Linked DNA regions of Mus musculus: region 1 is linked to region 2. The links are chromatin loops, found by intact Hi-C in ENCODE. Cell type or tissue: gastrocnemius. All regions are shown on one strand.

Evidence for each region. Hi-C counts contacts between places; a loop is a spot of excess contacts. Peaks named below come from ENCODE experiments on the same cell type or tissue, not always from the same donor. Only the 100,000 strongest peaks of a DNase experiment are listed, where the experiment ranks them.
Region 1: a loop joins it to region 2, with 14 times the contacts of the local background. A loop is called at or near these places in 13 of 42 quality-filtered maps.

What each region holds. Positions count from the first base shown.
Region 1 is chr5:120,207,866-120,215,865 of GRCm38, forward strand. No RefSeq gene overlaps it. Among named protein-coding and RNA genes, the nearest start is that of Gm31836, 23 kb to the right of the region's middle. In gastrocnemius, a CTCF peak has its summit at 3,632; a DNase peak (open chromatin) is centred at 3,519; H3K4me3 peaks cover 662 bases; H3K27ac peaks cover 548 bases.
Region 2 is chr5:120,143,105-120,151,104 of GRCm38, forward strand. It overlaps Rbm19 (RNA binding motif protein 19), which reads left to right. Exons shown (of 24, transcript NM_028762.1): 20 at 273-328; 21 at 893-1,009. Among named protein-coding and RNA genes, the nearest start is that of Gm10390, 7.8 kb to the left of the region's middle. In gastrocnemius, CTCF peaks have their summits at 1,052 (motif pointing left), 1,783 (motif pointing right) and 3,084 (motif pointing right); DNase peaks (open chromatin) are centred at 1,034 and 3,115; H3K27ac peaks cover 341 bases.

The DNA of each region.
Region 1 (8,000 bases), 65 kb after region 2:
CTGGTTCTCAGTGCTGGGACAAGAGCTGTCTCCAGCAACACCACGTATGTCCAACTTGAGTTCTCCCAGAGGATGTGCGGAACCAAAGCAAGCTCCAAAAAAACTGGAGGGGGGAACACTTTTTGATGAGACTGCACATGTTCTGCCAACTCTGAGATGCAGTATAGAGGAGACAGAACACAAAGTCCCTGTCATATTCCTGGGGGAGCAGGGGTGGAGAGATGGATTTACTGAAAGGGAAAGTATTGTTCTGGGTTGGGAGCCACCCTGCAGGATGGAGCAGGGGGAAGTCACTGCCCGGTAGGACTTCTTCCCTCAGGGCTATGTGATGGACTCACCGCTATAGAATAGTGGTGATGCTGACCTTACCAGGTCCTGTGAGTACAGACAAAGATGAAGGTGATCGGGAGCCCCCAGAAATACAGCAGGCGCTCAATAAAGGGGACCCCAGGGCCCAGCTGGCCACCACAGCTTGCTTTTACCAGCACTTGCAATGAGCCTGTGGCCTCAACACCTTGGGAATTTGGTGAGGACATCAAGCACCTGCCCCTAGTCTGAAGTTTCTAGTCCCCCTCTCACCGCTCTGTCTGTCTGTCCATCCACCGAGGCTAGCAGCTGCAGAGCCACTGCTCGGGGATGGGGGTGGGGTGCCCAGCCGCTGCCACCCGTGAAACCCCACGGTTTCTCATTTTCCCCTTGAGTGGTTTCTCAGCCCGGCTGGACCCGAAGCAGAGGCTGGGATGGAGACCCAGGCATGGGGAGGGGATGATCAAGCTCTCTCTCTCTCTTTCTCTCTCTCTCTTTCTCTCTCTCTCTCTTTCTCTCTCTCTTCCCCCCCTCTCTCTCTGCTGCCCCTCCCCCAGACAAATGGCTGAATACTCAGGGAGGGTTCTGAGAGAGGAATTTACAGGGGCTCAACCTGACTCATCCCCGGAGGAAGGATGAAGCTGTGTCTTCATACAGAAGAATGCAGAGCCTGCTGGGGAAGGGCCACAGCTCACAATGAAGGCACAGGCTGAAATTGTGGGCTCTTGTTCAAAGCATTTGAGTTCGTTTTCCTAAACTCAATTAGGGTCTCCAAATTCTTTTCTTGGGACACTGTTGGGGACAAATTCACTGTTTAGGACATTCCAGGAACCCGCAAAGGCTATCCTTTCTATCATTCTTAGAGGCTGTGACCCTGTGACACTAGAGAGCTTGAAGCCCCGCAGCCTTTCTCACACCTACCTGTGACTTATTAGTGTGTATGTGGGGGGGGGGGGTTGGAGTATCATAGGCTCAGAGAGGTTTATAGCTTTGCCCAGGGTCACACAGCTTAGAAATAGCAGGGTCACGCTTCAGTTCCTGGGTCTGCTGGACTCCACATCCAGTGCTCTGACATAGAAGATACTATGTCAGGTGTGAAGAGCGAGGGAGAGAATAGGCTGCAAGAGAATTAACCTTCCTTTGGATTCTCCACGTTCCTTTGTAGCTCCCCCACAGGACTGAGGTAGCCAGAGAGGCCCCTGCCTCTGCAGGCTCACACCTGCTGACCAGTTGGCTCACCCCAGGTGCCACCATCCCCACCCGACTCTGCTCAGAGCTCGTAGCTTTAGCAGGGCATCCAAGCTAGGCTTTACCTGGTCTGTTTTCTCAGACTCTCACTCTCAACGATGTTACAGCTGCCCCAACTCTGCCAACCCTGCCTCTGTTATCATGAGAACCACCAACCATGCCTGGGTAGAACTGGGGACCTCGTAGCTACCAGACCCACTAAGCCCTGCCCCAGCCTGACTCTTCCCTCCCATTCTAGCCATTGGGTCATCTTGATGTCCCCACACAGCATGGACTTGGCCTTGTTGCCCCCCCCAGTCAAAGACCCTCTGCTCCAAGATATCTCCAAGGAAGTCCTGCTCCATGAGGATGGGAAGGAAGGCCCCCCGTCCCACCACCCTGGCTAAGTCCATGTGTCCTACACCTACCAACCTCACACACACTGCACTTTACTGAACATTCTTCTTCTCTCATGTTCCGCAAGGACAGGGTCTGTTTCTTTCTTTTACTTTTTTAATTTTTTAAAATTATTTATTTTATGTACGTGAGTACACCATTGCTCTCTTCAGACACACCCAAATTGGGCAGCAGACCCCATCGCAGATGGTTGTGACCCATCATGTGGTTGCTGGGAATTGAACTTAGGACTTCTGGAAGAGCAGTCAGTGCTCTTAACTGCTGAGCCATCTCTCCAGCTCAGAGTCTGGATTACTTCTGACACTGTGGTGCCCAGCCAAGATACACAGTTGGGGAATGAATGGGTGCATCTATAGAGGACATTTCTTCTTCATATTCCTCTTGCCCCCACTTCAAAGATGTAAACACTGAGACCTGAAGACTGTCACACAGCTGTTGTGTGTGTGTGTGGGGGGGGAGGTGGTATACAGTGGAACATGCAATTGCTCAGCCTGCTTCTGGCCTGGACTCTCTTGTAAGCTGTGTGGTCTCCTAGCCTCTCTGGTTTCTAAATTCCTCACTGGAGCTAAGAATAAGACATGTGCAGTGGGTGCCTGCCTTGTGGGGTGTTGACTAGGAAATGACTTGACCTGTATGGAGGCGCTGGAGACGTCATTTAAGGATGTGCAGAGCCATCCATTCTTAACACCAAGTACCTGCCCTATTACAGAGGCAGAGAGCCTATGTCTCACCCCTCGGGTGGTACCAGCTCGGCAGGGATCTCTCCACAGAGGGGGGGAGGAACTCAAGACAGAAGTTGGAGGCCTGGGTCTGAGTCCCAGCAGAAGAGCAGCCACTGTGGGCACTTGAGCTAGAGTCACAGGCTTGGGTCTGGCTGCAGTAGCTTCGTTAGAATGCAGTCCTCAGATCAGCTTCTCTCTGATGGCTGCGAGTGATTGACACTTACAAATTACCCCGCCGAAAGTGTGGAGTCTTTGACCCCTGTGTAACATCTTTGGCAAGCCTGAGGTTTGCCAGCATTCTGTCATCTAATTACTACAAATCCCTGGAAACTTCTCCGGCCGCTGAATTTTTAATGCGGGGCAATTTCAACGTGCAGCCTGGCCCAGATGGGTTCCACTCACCTCCCCTCTCCCCGCCCCTCCTCCCCTTCCGGAGCCACTTGTTTTGCTTTAAATCTCACCAACTTCCAGATGAGCTGGGGGGCTCACCCCGAGAAGGCACAGAGCAGCCTCCCAGATCTGATCTGTAACCATGCTGTGAGCTCTTGTCTCTCCTACCCCGCCGCTGCCGCTGCCGGGCTAGCCTAACATGCAGGGTGGTGATGGACCAGACTCCTTGGGGGACACACGGTGTGAGTGCGCGAGTGGCCCCTCTGCTTGTCACTCGGCAGGCGGCAACCTGTAAGGTGGTCACCTTCACAGGACACGCTGGCAAAGCGAGCGAGGCCCGAGGCGAGCGCTTCTCAAGGTGACCACTCCCCCTAGTCTTTTAGGCCCCTTGGAGAACGGCGTTCAGCCAGGCAGGTGGCACAGAGCCGAAGCCGGGCCTACCGACTTGTTCTACTGCAGTGACCCTGAGCCTGACCCTGTTTCCTCTGACCCCAAGGGAGGCCACACTAGCCAGAGGAAATGTTACCAGAACCTGGGTGGCAGAATGGACTCAAGTCTGCCACCCAGCGGAAAGTCAGGCCGCCCCCACCGAGATTCGCTCATCCAGGAGCCCAGGCACCTGAAGTCTTCAAGTGGAGATGGAGCACCTGGCAGACACCCATTGTCCCAGCACTCAAGGCTGAGGCAGGAGGACTGCCAATTCAAAGACAGCCTGGGCTACATGGTCAAGCTCCATCCAAACCAGACAAACTCAACGGTATAAAAGTCTATAAATGTGAAAATGGCCCCAGTCTCAGGAGAGTCTCTCCCAATCATGTGTGATTTTCAAGTCTTCCTCCCTCCCTCCCTTCCTTCTTCCCTCCTTCCTTCCTTCCTCTCTCCTCCCTCCCTTCCTACTTCCCTCCTTCCTCCCTCCCTCCCTTCCTTCTTCCCTCCTTCCTTCCTTCCTCTCTACTCCCTCCCTTCCTTCTTCCCTCCTTCCTCCTTCCTCCCTCCCTCCCTTCCTTCTCCTTTTTATTTTTTAGTTTCAAGATTTCTTCTCTCTCTCTTTCCTGCATCGTCCTCCCAAGTGCTGGAGCTAACAAAACATGCCACCACACCCAGCCTCAGCTTTAAAATGTTCATTTTCCCCTTTCACCTATATTTATCGTACACACATATATGTACATATATACATGTGTGTATGTATGTGTGTATATGTGTGTATGTGTGTGTATGTGTATGTATGTGTGTGTATGTAGTGTGTGTATATGTGTGTATGTGTGTATATGTATATGTAGGTATGTATATATAGTGTGTATGTGTATGTATGTGTGTATGTGTATGTATGTGTGTGTATGTGTGTATATATAGTGTGTATGTATGTATGTGTGTGTATGTGTATGTATGTATTGTGTGTGTGTGTGTGTGTATGTATGTGTGTGTGTCCCCAGATGCCTTTTAAACTTGTTCCCAGTCAGCCTCCGAATAGCCATCACTTTGCAGTGTGGGAGCCTGTACCTGGTGTGGAGCAAATCCCACCAGAGCCCCCTCCCTGCTTCACCCTTTTCAGGAAAACGAGACTTGGCTTTTCAGGCCTGTTTTTTCTTACACATGTACCCGGCTGATAAAATATTCCACCTCGCCCCTTGTCCCCGTGGGACCCGCTGTCTTACGGGGAAAGGGTTTGTATGACAGCGAACCACAACAGACACCAATGTCGCCTGGAAACCGTGGGGTGGAGGTGGGGGACGGTGACTCCTTATTCAAATTCCCTCTTTGATAACAGTCTTGCTGGAGAGGGAGGGACCTGCCTTTCTCTGCAGGCTCCACTGGGCTGGAGGGCCCCTCTGGTCCCCTAGTAAAAGATGCTATCCAGATCTGGTCTCCTCCATTGGCTTCCCAGGGGAGTCCTGCAGCGATGGAGCCCGTGCTTATACAGCAGGCCGCTGCCTGGGCTCCAGGTATTGAGTTGCCTTCCCTGGCCCCCAAAGGCTAGGCAGGCTGCGCAGAAGCAGCCGTGGCTATGGGAACAGTGGGGCCACCACGCAAGGCTCGTGGGCCAAGGTGTTCCACAGAGGGGAGATGCAGGAGAGTGATGGGTTTGTCCCAGGCCTTGGAGGGGGTTTTGCATGGCACCTTCCTAAAGGATGCTTGGCCTTGCTTCTGTTGCCACACGCTCACCCGTGGCTCCAAACTGGGATATTATATAGATGGAGTATGGAGCACAAGAAGGCTTGTGGGGTGGGGATCCAGACCTGCCCCCCAATGCTTTCCCATTCCCCTTACCAAGGACAGCAGATTGTCACACTAGGGGTCCTCAGCTCAGGGGTGGACTGGCACCCCAAGAGCCAGGTCACTCCAGGCTCTGAATGGAGGGGCAGATCCATAGACCCTGCGCTTAAAGGAGCTTTGAGTGGACCCTGAGGCCCACAGACCATGAGGGAATTAAATCCATATCAGGGGAGAGGAACATCATGTCAGGAAGACAAGAAGAGAGTGGAACCCACACAGGAGGCAGCAGTGCACAACAAATACTCCGAATATTGGTGCCCCTCATGCAGGCCTCACTGGGAATGACCTAATGACCTAATGACAGACAGTCACTTAGACAGGGCTGTCTGAGTAGGAGCTGCCAGAGTGACCCAGGGTAAGCCATGGTGGCCTTCCCACAGGCCATGAGACCTTGTGGCTGGGCAGGGCTGTGAGGTCTGTGTGTAAGCGACAGTCAGATCCCTCCGCATAGCTGGGTCATCGTGGGTTAGCAAAGCCAGGTTCACATTGAAAGGAAAGCATTGGGCTCCAGTGTGAGCCCACCTGACCACTGGTCTGCAAGCCTCATATCTCCAGGATAGAGGAACGAACCACGAGGTTGTGTCAGTGATCCTAGGGTCTCACCTCTTTTATTTTGAAGTGTGATATGTATGCATATATGTGTACACATATATGTGGCTGTGCACAAGTGTATGTATGTGTGCAATATGTATGTGTGTGTGCTCTTTTTTTTAAAAGACTTATTAATTTATTTATTTAATGTATATAGATACACTGTAGCTGAACAGATGGTTGTGAGCCTTCATGTGGTTGTTCAGAATTGATTTTTTTTTTTAGGACCTCTATCCACTCCGGTTGACCCCACTTGCTCAGTCCTTGCTCCTGCTTATTATACATAAGTATACTGTAGCTGTCTTCAGACATGCCATTCCCATTATGGGTGGTTGTGAGCCACCATGTGGTTGCTGGGATTTGAACTCAGGACCTTCAGAAGAGCAGTCAGTGCTCTTACCCACTGAGCCATCTCACCAGCCCCGAGAGTGTGTGTGCTCTTATGCCCATGTCCTAAGCACATACCTCCTGCTCCTAACAAGGGAGCAGCCTTTTAAAGTCTGGGTCATATTTTTTTTCAGTTGAACATAAACACTGTATTTATTTAACACAACCATGCTTAGTCAGAGGACGATTTGCAGAAGTCACTTCTGTCTTTCACCAATATATAATTCAGGTTGGAAGATTCTAGCATCATGGTGCTCCATTCGGCAGAATCTAATGCCCGGTGGGGTCTCGGGCAGGCTGAGGTGGGCATGCCATCGTAAGCAACAGATGGTGGCACACACTTGTGATCCGGGTCCCTTGGAAACTGAGGCAGGATCAGGCCAGCCTGGGCTACATAGAGAGAGACCTGCTGGGTTTGTGACCACTTGAAAGAAGCTAAAGTCATCAAAGAGGAAGGAGCCCCGGTTGAGAAAATGTCTTCATGAGATGCAGCTATAAGACATCTTCTCAACTAGTGATTGATGGGAGAAGGCCCCGCCCACTGTGGGTGGAGCCATCCCTGGGCTGGTGATCCTGGATTCTATAAGAACATAGGCTGAGCAAGCCATGGGGAGTAAGTCAGTAAGCAGCACCTCTCCATGGCCTCTACATCAGCTTCTGCCTCCAGGTTCCTGCCCTGTGTGAGTTCATGTCCTGACTTCCTTTGGTGATGAACAGCAATGTGGAAGTGTAAGCTGAATAAACCCTTTCCTCCCCAACTTGCTTTTCGGTCATGGTGTTCATTCCAGCAATAGAAACCCTAAGTCAAAGAACATCAAACGAAAACAGTGCACATTATATAATTTGTGTTCAGTTTGCAGCTGGATGTACGACCCAGCTCAAAAGCAGATGCTGAATCCCCTTGTACTTGGGGTATCCCCTGAGGGGTCTCTTCTGGGTTTTTTGTTTGTTTCTTTGTTTGTTTGGTTGGTTGGGTTTTGTTTTGTTTTTTTTTGGTTTTTCGAGACATGGTTTCTCTGTGTAGCCCTGGCTGTCCTGGCACTCACTCTATAGACCAGGCTGGCCTCGAACTCAGAGATCCGCCTGCCTCTGCCTCCCGAGTGCTGGGATTAAAGGTGTGCGCCACCACGCTTGGCCTGAGGGGTCTCATCTAAGCCCTTATTTCAACCCCCCTTGAGGTTGAGAGGCCCACAAGCTGGATGCTGGGGCCACATCCCCTCTCCTCACATAAGTCCGTGGGGTGACCAAAGAAGAGAACAGTCTTTCTTTCTTTTTTTTTTTTTTTTTTGGCTTGGTTTTAGTGTTTTACTTTTCTGTTTTGAGACAGGGTCTCACTATGTAGCCCAGGCTGAGCTTGATCTCACAACCCTCCTTTCTCAGCCTCTGAAGGGCTGGGATGACAGCCACATGCCACTACATGGACCCTAGCATCTCTGCTTGGATGAGCTAGCCGACTCTCTATGGAGCGAGCCCTCAGTTCCCAAACTGTTCTGGGCCCTGAGACGTCATCTCATGAGTAAGCCCCCCCTCCCCAATGAGGAGAGACAGCATCTCAGAAATAGTTAAATGTTGGGATTGATTCTACCTCCGAGAATCCTCAAGAAAAAGGTGGGTGAGCAGAGACCACTTTTTGAGAAAGAAAGGCTCTACGCTGCAGTTGGGAGTCTTAGTCAGAATCCAATTGCC
Region 2 (8,000 bases):
ATGAACTAGAGCGAGCTCTCTGCAAGCCAGACCTGCAGGCTCCTCTCCCTGAATATGCCTCTGTGGTAGAAATAGCTCCCTGAGTAGCTAGGAGGTTCGGAATTCCTAGGAGACTGGCCCTCTCTGGCCACTGGCTGCTTGGCTCAGGACTGCTTTTGTGTTAAAGCCATCTCTGTCCTTGGTTCCCACCAGCCCCTCTGCCTGAGACAGGCTGTGTGCTGGAAAAGGGCAAGGATGGGTTAGTGACCAGGCCTGGTCTTTCTGTGTTCTAGGGTCACACTGTGGACGGCCATAAGCTGGAAGTACGGATCTCTGAACGGGCCACTAAGTGAGTCCTCAGATGTCTTCTCTGTCCTTGGGTGGGTGGCAGCTCTCTGTGTCTGACCTTGGTCTGACCTTGGTGCTGATTGTCCTGGTGTCTCATGGTTCTTAAATGCCCCACCTCTGCCACCTACACACCCCAATTCCTCAGCCACTTGGGGTTCTTCACAATTAAGGTTTCTCTTGCCAACTTTCATACCCGCTTCCCTGCCCGTCTGAACCAGTCAGTGACCATTTTTATCATAAAAGGAGGAGATGGGGCTGGGAGTGTAGCCCGAGGGTAAAGTGCTGGCCCAGAATGCTTGAGGCCCTCCCTCATGGCGTTCCTTCCTTCTTATGGTCCTTGTTCAAGGACAGCAGCAATGGGCTACGCTGTTCAGGGGAGAAGATAACTCCATTCCCATCACCCCAAGCGGAGGATGGGCTGACTTCCTGTGCTTTCATCCTGGCCCCTTCTGGAGGCCACTTGCAATGACCAGGAGGTGTTTTCTGTGGGCAGGTGACAGGATTGGTCTAGGTACAAGCAGTTGGCAGCCCAGATGACCTGGTGTTTTCCCCCACCCCATTCCAGGCCTGCCTTGACATCAACTCGGAAGAAGCAGGTCCCCAAGAAGCAGACGACCTCCAAGATCCTGGTGCGGAATATCCCCTTCCAGGCCAACCAGAGGGAGATCCGGGAGCTTTTCAGGTAGGTCCCCACACTGGGCTGTGTGCACAGCGCCCCCTGGAGGCTGCGAGGCTTCCCAGGTCCTGACTGATAGTGCTTTAAGCCCACAATGGGGCTTTCTAAACTTTGCCTTTGGTCTGGCTTCCGTAATCTCAGAGATTATGGTACAAGAGTGCCCTGACCTCCCTTCTCAGAGGCAGGAGGATGTCTGGGTGTGTGCCTGTACTTTAGCACTGTCCCCAGATATCAGGAGAGATAGCAGTTCTGGTGGCTGCAGCCTGTGGTTCCCCTGTGGGATTTACCGATATCCCTCCATGCAGGCTTTGCTCCTGGAGAGTCATTTCCTTCAAGGTGGGTCCCAGACACTGGGACCTTCACCTCAGGTCCCCAGAGGACCCTGTTGTCCTCATGGGATTAAGATACTGGCCTCAGTTGCTCTCTGGAAAAAGCCATTTTGGGAGGACAGTGAATGTGACATACAGAACACAGGCCATGGTCTGTTAGTACAGGATGCAGTCTCGGCTTAGGGCCCAGGCAAGTGACGAGAGTCAAAGACAGCCTGGCTGGGACAGGGGTAGGTTGTCTTTAACTTCAGGGCTCTCCTTCCCTGGCCGTGACGGCACACAGGAGCCTGATGCAGGAGCCTGGGTTTCGTCAGGCTCATTCTGCTCGTGGTTTGAAAGGTGGTCCATCAGTTTAAATTCTTTTTTCCCCAACCTTTTTGTTTTATGTATGAGCATGTAACTTCCACTCACGAACTGTGTGCATGCAGTGCCTCCAGAGGCCAGAGGAGGGCATGAGATCACCTGCAACTGGAGTGACCACTGAGCTGCCATTTGGGTGCTGGGAATGAACCCGGGTCCCCTGGAAGAGCACCCAGTGCTTTTAACCACTGAGGCAGCCATGTCTCCTCCCTCTGTATGTGAACTCTTACAGTCTGATCCACACAGGCCTCAGGCTGACCACCCCATATGTGCATAGAAGAGCATTTTCACTTGGGTGGCCCTGTATTGAGTCTCAAGTTAAAGGAGACATTTCTGTGATCCCATGAGGGGGCACTGGATCATGAGGCACCCCAAGGCACGCGTTCTCAGAGCATGAGGTGGGGCGTTTAACCTTTCTGTGCCATTCGCCGAGGTTCAGCTGGGATTTTGGAGAACACAGGGGCCTTGAGTGCCCCTCCACCCCGCCCCCCCCCCCCACCGTGGCCTGCTGAGGCTCTGCCTGGGGAGGAGCCATGTCAGGAGCGCTCAGCCTCTGCTTGTCACTGTCTCGGGTGATGTCTCTGGTAGAATGACCTGTCTGCGTCTTGCAAGGCTACATGACAAGTGCTAAGTTAGAGAGGGAATTATCTTTGTGAGGCTTGCGTCTCTCCTCTTGCTGGGAGGTTAAGAGATGGGATGCTGCTTGGGGAATCGGCTTCAAAACCCATCCCTTTTCTCCCTGTTCTTCCCCATCCCCTGGGGTGGGGGTGTTCACCGCTGCAGTCAGCTCAATCAGTGCTGCATGCTGTCCCCTCTGATGTCTGAGCTCCGGTGCCTAGTGATACGGGTCACAGTCTGGGACAAGGGGCGCTTTTTTCTTTTTCTTTTCTTTTTTCCCCACATACCAGCATCCGGCACAACAGTCAAAAAGAGAGGGAGAGTGTTAGCTCCCGGCTCGCCTGTGGTGCCTCTGCCTCTTTTTTTTTTTTTTTTTTTTTTTTTTTAAAGAGTCCCAATCTCACAGCTGCCGCTTCAAAAGGAGTTGCTAAGAACCGTGCGTGTTGATCAGGAACCACATCCCTCCAAGATGACAGTGTCGCCCGGATCCACGGTGTATCAGGGATGACATTTATCCAGGGAAACAATAGACTGCAAGGCAGGGGAAGGTGCTTTGTTTGATCTGTGTATTATACTTCCTCTTTAGCAGACAGGGAATTAGTGTCTGCGGAATGTACTTACACTCGGCGTCTCTTCCCCTCCGCCATTGTTCTGACTGAGCGGTCCTAAACCCCTGAAGCTGGAACTGTCCTGGACAGGCACTGCCTCGCTTTTGTTAGCTTCCCAGTGGATAGATAGAGAGCTGGGGCCGATTGCAGTGGTGGACAGCAGGGGTCACTGTGAGACTTTCCCAGGGATGCGAGGCCCGTGCCTCAGCTCTGATTCTACACAAAGCCACCCACCGGCCAGCGGAAGGTCACTGACTGAGGGGAAGGAAGGCTTCAGGGTTTGGGAGAACTGGTTGACCTACTGTGTCAGGCAGGATTGGGGGCGCTTCTCATGGTAGATACACCCGGAGTCACAACCCACGTTCCTGGTATGTGCCTGTGTGCTGGGCTCTGTGCCTGGTGCCTGCCATGCTGGCTGGCTTGGAACTCGCAGCCCTGGGCATGGGAGGGCTTCTGCTGTGGCCAAAGTGAACTTGAAGCTGGCCAAAGTGAACTCGAGGCACAGCCTGCTCAAGACTGCACATCTAAGCTGGCCATGTGGCTTTCAGGGCTCTGACCAGAGCTTGGTCTTGTATATCTGTTTTCCTCCCATGTTTATAAAAGGACTTGTCATCCCCAGGTTGTCTTGGTGAGGACATCGGTGAATGTGTGTTTGTATGAAGCACTGTGCTAGGACCCCAGGGAAGGCACCTGTGTCCGGAGTATCCTCTCTTCTGCCGCTGTCTGTAGAGGGCCAGGGAAGAGAGAGGCTGTGAGGCTCTGTGAGGGGGCAGTCGCAGTGGCTGGTGACTGTGGTTCAGCATCACCCAAACTGTAGGAGCACTACCTGTGTCTTTACCCACAGTGCAGAATCCCAGAGGTTCTTAGTGGCTTCTCTCATCATCTCCCATCAGCCCCAAGGATGCTTGGAGGACCCGCCTGCCCAGGCCCCTCTACCCTGTGGAAGGACCAGCAGGGCTGCTCAGAGTGTCTGTGCACCGTGTGTGTGTACACACTGCAGCTCAGGCTGTGTAGCTGCAGCCATGGGCACAAGCCCCAAGGGCCCCCCCCCCATTGCCTTCCTTGGGACGGCCTTACCCAGAGTCTCTAATTTCAGGAAAGGCAGTGTCCATTCTGAAAGCTGATGCTTGGTTTTCACAGGGGGCAGGGAGGAAGGTTAGGATGTTTGGAAGCCAGCCCACCCAGCCTTGCTCAGTTTTCTCCTCTGTTGGTGTGGAACTGTAACTTGACTCCTGCTACCTCCCTGTTCCTGCCTGGGGGAGGAATGGACAGACAGACAGGAGGGAGGGAGGGTCACTAGCATCATTCTCAGTCTGGCGGGCACAGTTTAGGCTGTGCCGTCCAGTGGTTTCTTTCCCCCCAAGTGACTGTAGCATCTTTGGGGCCTCTCCTTCCTCACTTTGGGGTGGAGACAGGGAGCTTGCCAAGCCATAGGCTCCCCTTTGGTCCCTGTGGACTCAGCTTGGAATTTTGGAAGCCTAGTGTCAGGAGTCCAAGGTGGGAAAGAGAAGGCCTGAGTGGCAGGCAGGGAGGATGCACAGCCACGGCCTCTTACAGCCCTCCGCAGATCCCCTGGGCAGTTTCTGCTCACACGTTTTCATTCTCGAGGTATAGAAAAAGCACTGTCCCTTCGCTGTCTGGTTAGGGTGCTCTTGTTCCGCTCCCCATCTCTGCCCCTCACCTACAGGTCCTTTACTTTGCCTTCCTCGCCATGGGGTGCAGGCCATCTGTGTGAGGGCAGATTAGCTTCTTCCTTGCCTGTACCTGAGAGGATGAGGAACACGCCTGAGCTGTCCCAGGCCTACAAGCTATGTGCCTCCTTCCTCAAAAGACACCACACTGATGCTACAGAGGATAGCTAACAGTACATATAATAGAAACAGCCTATTCCTAGGTGGCCTGAGTGTTTTCCCTGGTCCCCAGCCAGTGACCGGGGAGTCTAGGTGCATGGCTGTTCTGTGGGAAGGCCTGCTGGACAGTGGTGGCACATGCCTTTAAGAAAGGAAGGAAGGAAAGGAAGGAAGGAAGGAAGGAAGGAAGGAAAAAAGGGAAGGCCCTTACTGTTGGCTCCTTGTCTGTCCCAGACCATCCCTCTGCCTCAGTCTCCTCTGTAAAGTATTCCCTACTGTTGCCCACCTTCCCAGAATGCAGAGCCCTTGGGATGTGAAAATTGCCCCACAGAGGCAGGGCCTGTGTCCCTGGAGCTCCAGAGGCCCTGTGGTCCCTCCTAAGACTGGCTGTTGCAGATTGTCATTGTCGCCTGGCTCACCACAGCCTGCGGTACCATTGACAAACTCTAGGCCATGCGTGGCCCAGATATGGTTCATATGGGCTGGCAGGCAGTGGTGAGCTAGCTCCTGAAGTGAGCTGCCTACAGCCTTGGATCTGAAGATAGGAAAACTCATCAGCCTGAGTCCCACACAGCTCTGCCAGCTGCCACTGGTTATGTAGTACTCACCAGAGAAGCTCCCTGCGCGGCTGGCCGCTTGCTCGCACCCCACCCCACCCACAGGCAGGAGAGGTTGAGCTTCTCCTGGATTTGAGACTCTGTAGCCCCTCCAGCTTCCTCTCCCTCCTTCCCATTCTCCCTGCGAGCTCCCCAAGTGGAGATACGCATGTGCCCACGTGATTATCTACTTACTGAACAAAACCCCACTCTGGACTGTAAGGTCCAATATCACCAGAGTCATACAGTGTGCACGGGAGCCTGGTGCCCAGTGGATACGCAGAAGATGCTCACAGAGTATGCGACCCACATATGCAGCCCTACTGGGCAGAGCCTTACCCTAAAATGCTGATGAAGTCCAAGTTGGGAGGCACAGAGAGGGTAAGCAGTTTGCCTAGGGTCACACAGCTCTGTGGTGCTGTAGTTAGCTCCCATTGTAGAGCCCACCATCCTCCTGGGACTGTCCCCGAAGGGTGGGGATATCCACTGCCTCTCAGATTGGCCAGGCTCTGGCTCCAGATAGAACACTGGTTTTTTTTGTTTTTTGTTTTGTTTTGTTTTGTTTTGTTTTGTTTTTTCTTTTCTTTTCCTGCAATTTCCTCCTCAGAGGTGTGAGCCACCTGCAAGGGTGTGAATGGGCAATTCACACCAGGCATCCAGAGTCCTTAATTACAGGCCTGGGTCTCCTGTGCCCAGCACACCTGTTGTGCTGACTTTGTGGACAGCTCAGTCTGTCCCTGTCCCTGTTCCTGTCCCTGTCGGCAGGCAGTGCCCTTCCTCTCCTGCCCGGGACTCGGGGCCCTGCTGCTCTCTGTCCTGGTTCCTGGCAGTATTTTCTAGAAGCTTCAAGCTCTTTGAACTGCTCTGCACAGAGAGAGTGGGATAAAGGGAGGGGGGGCTCATGTTCCCCTGGCTCTCTGGAAAGATGGATGTCATGCCTTGGGCCAGTAATGTCCCCTACCTCCCAGCTGAACCTACCTGTGCTCAGCTATACTTGACAGTGTAGGCTATATGCTCCTTGTGACATGGGCCCCAAGGCTCCATCTGTCTGTCTGTCTGCCTGTCTGTCTTTGATATCATCTCAGAGATCCAGTATCAGCATGGGATCGTGGGCTCCAGGTGGACGTGTTTCAATCTCAGAATGGCAAAGGTTTCTGAAGACAGACATTTAACCCAGTGTCATGCTTAAGTGGGCAGAGGTAAACAGATGCAGAGGTTTGTGTGCGTCTCATGCTTGAGTGCCCACACATCCACACCTTAGCCAACGCCCCACACAAAACATAGATGTCCCCACGATTCCTGGTCCTGCCACCGTCCCGCGAGAGTGGCCCCTCCCCTCAGTTCTGTGCCTCTGACAGCATAGTGTGTGCTCTCAGTGAGGCCCCATGTCCCACGCCTGCCTGTGGAAGTCCCATGCTGCCCCGAGGTACAGCCATGCCGTCTGCCTGAGCCACAGCTTGCCTGCCCATTGCTGGGTCTCACTGTCAGGAGGCGGTGCTGTGACGCCTCACCCACCTTTTCTACCCAGTCTCATTTGTGGGACTCTTACTAAGTCTCCCTATGATGGCTAGTAGTTGTCTGATCTATACCTGTGTGGGGGATGGTGTGGGTGTACGTGTGTGCACATGTGTCTTTGTGGGAGGCCATTTGCCCACAGAGACCAGAAAGGCCTGGAGTTACAGGAGGTTGTGAGCTGCCATGTCAGTGTTAGCAACTGAAGCCCATCTCTATGAGAGCAGCAAGTTCTCAGCCGCTGAGCGCCCCCAGCCCCAGTTGTCTGATCTGTAAACCAACTTCCCTTATTAACGTTCTAATTGTCTCTGTCATTCTGTGTATTCTGGAACTGTATCCCAGGTTCCATGACCGCAGCGTCTCCCTGGTCCTGTGGCAGCTTAGTGCCCACTCGCGCATGACGTGTCACTCAGCGGCCTTCCCTGGAGTCTGCCCCTCCCTGGCTTCCTGAATTGGGCACAGTCCCTCTGGAATCCATTGTTGTGCCTGGCTGAGGTAGGGGCTTCATTGAATTAGCTCACCCAGCTGATAGCAATGCCCTGTCATCTGGCTACACTCCTATAGCCTGTCCTGTCCGTGTACCTTACACACTTCCAATCTGCAGTGTTTGTTCCCACACATTGAACGATGGGTCTGGATCTTATTGGCTAAGGCCACTTACGGATCTTTGGGGGGATGTAGCCTCTCAGGTACAGGGGTTTTGTGTCCCCTGCACCTCAGGTTCCTGTAGCTTGAACCAGCTAGCAGCTCTGGATAAAGGGTGCCAGCCGCTTTAGGACATACACGTGGCATTGAAGAGGGCCAGGACAGAGGGAAGCTAAGACAAAAACTGAGGCACCATGTGGCTGACAGGATGCTGTGTCACACCTGGGGTGGAACCAGTGAGGTTGGCCATGCCCCTCCTCCATCCCTACGAATACTCCCTGGCTTCCATATGCATCAAAGAGAACCTTGGCCAGGGCTACAATCCAGAGTTAAGCTTTTGATTCTTGTATCCAGTATTGGCATAGGTGAGCACCCCTGGTAAGCACTCCCGTGAGCACTCACAGTAGATCCATATGCAGTAGCTGTAAGGTTACCATTTGTTATGTTCCTGATCTCACTGCCGTGGAACAAGACACAGT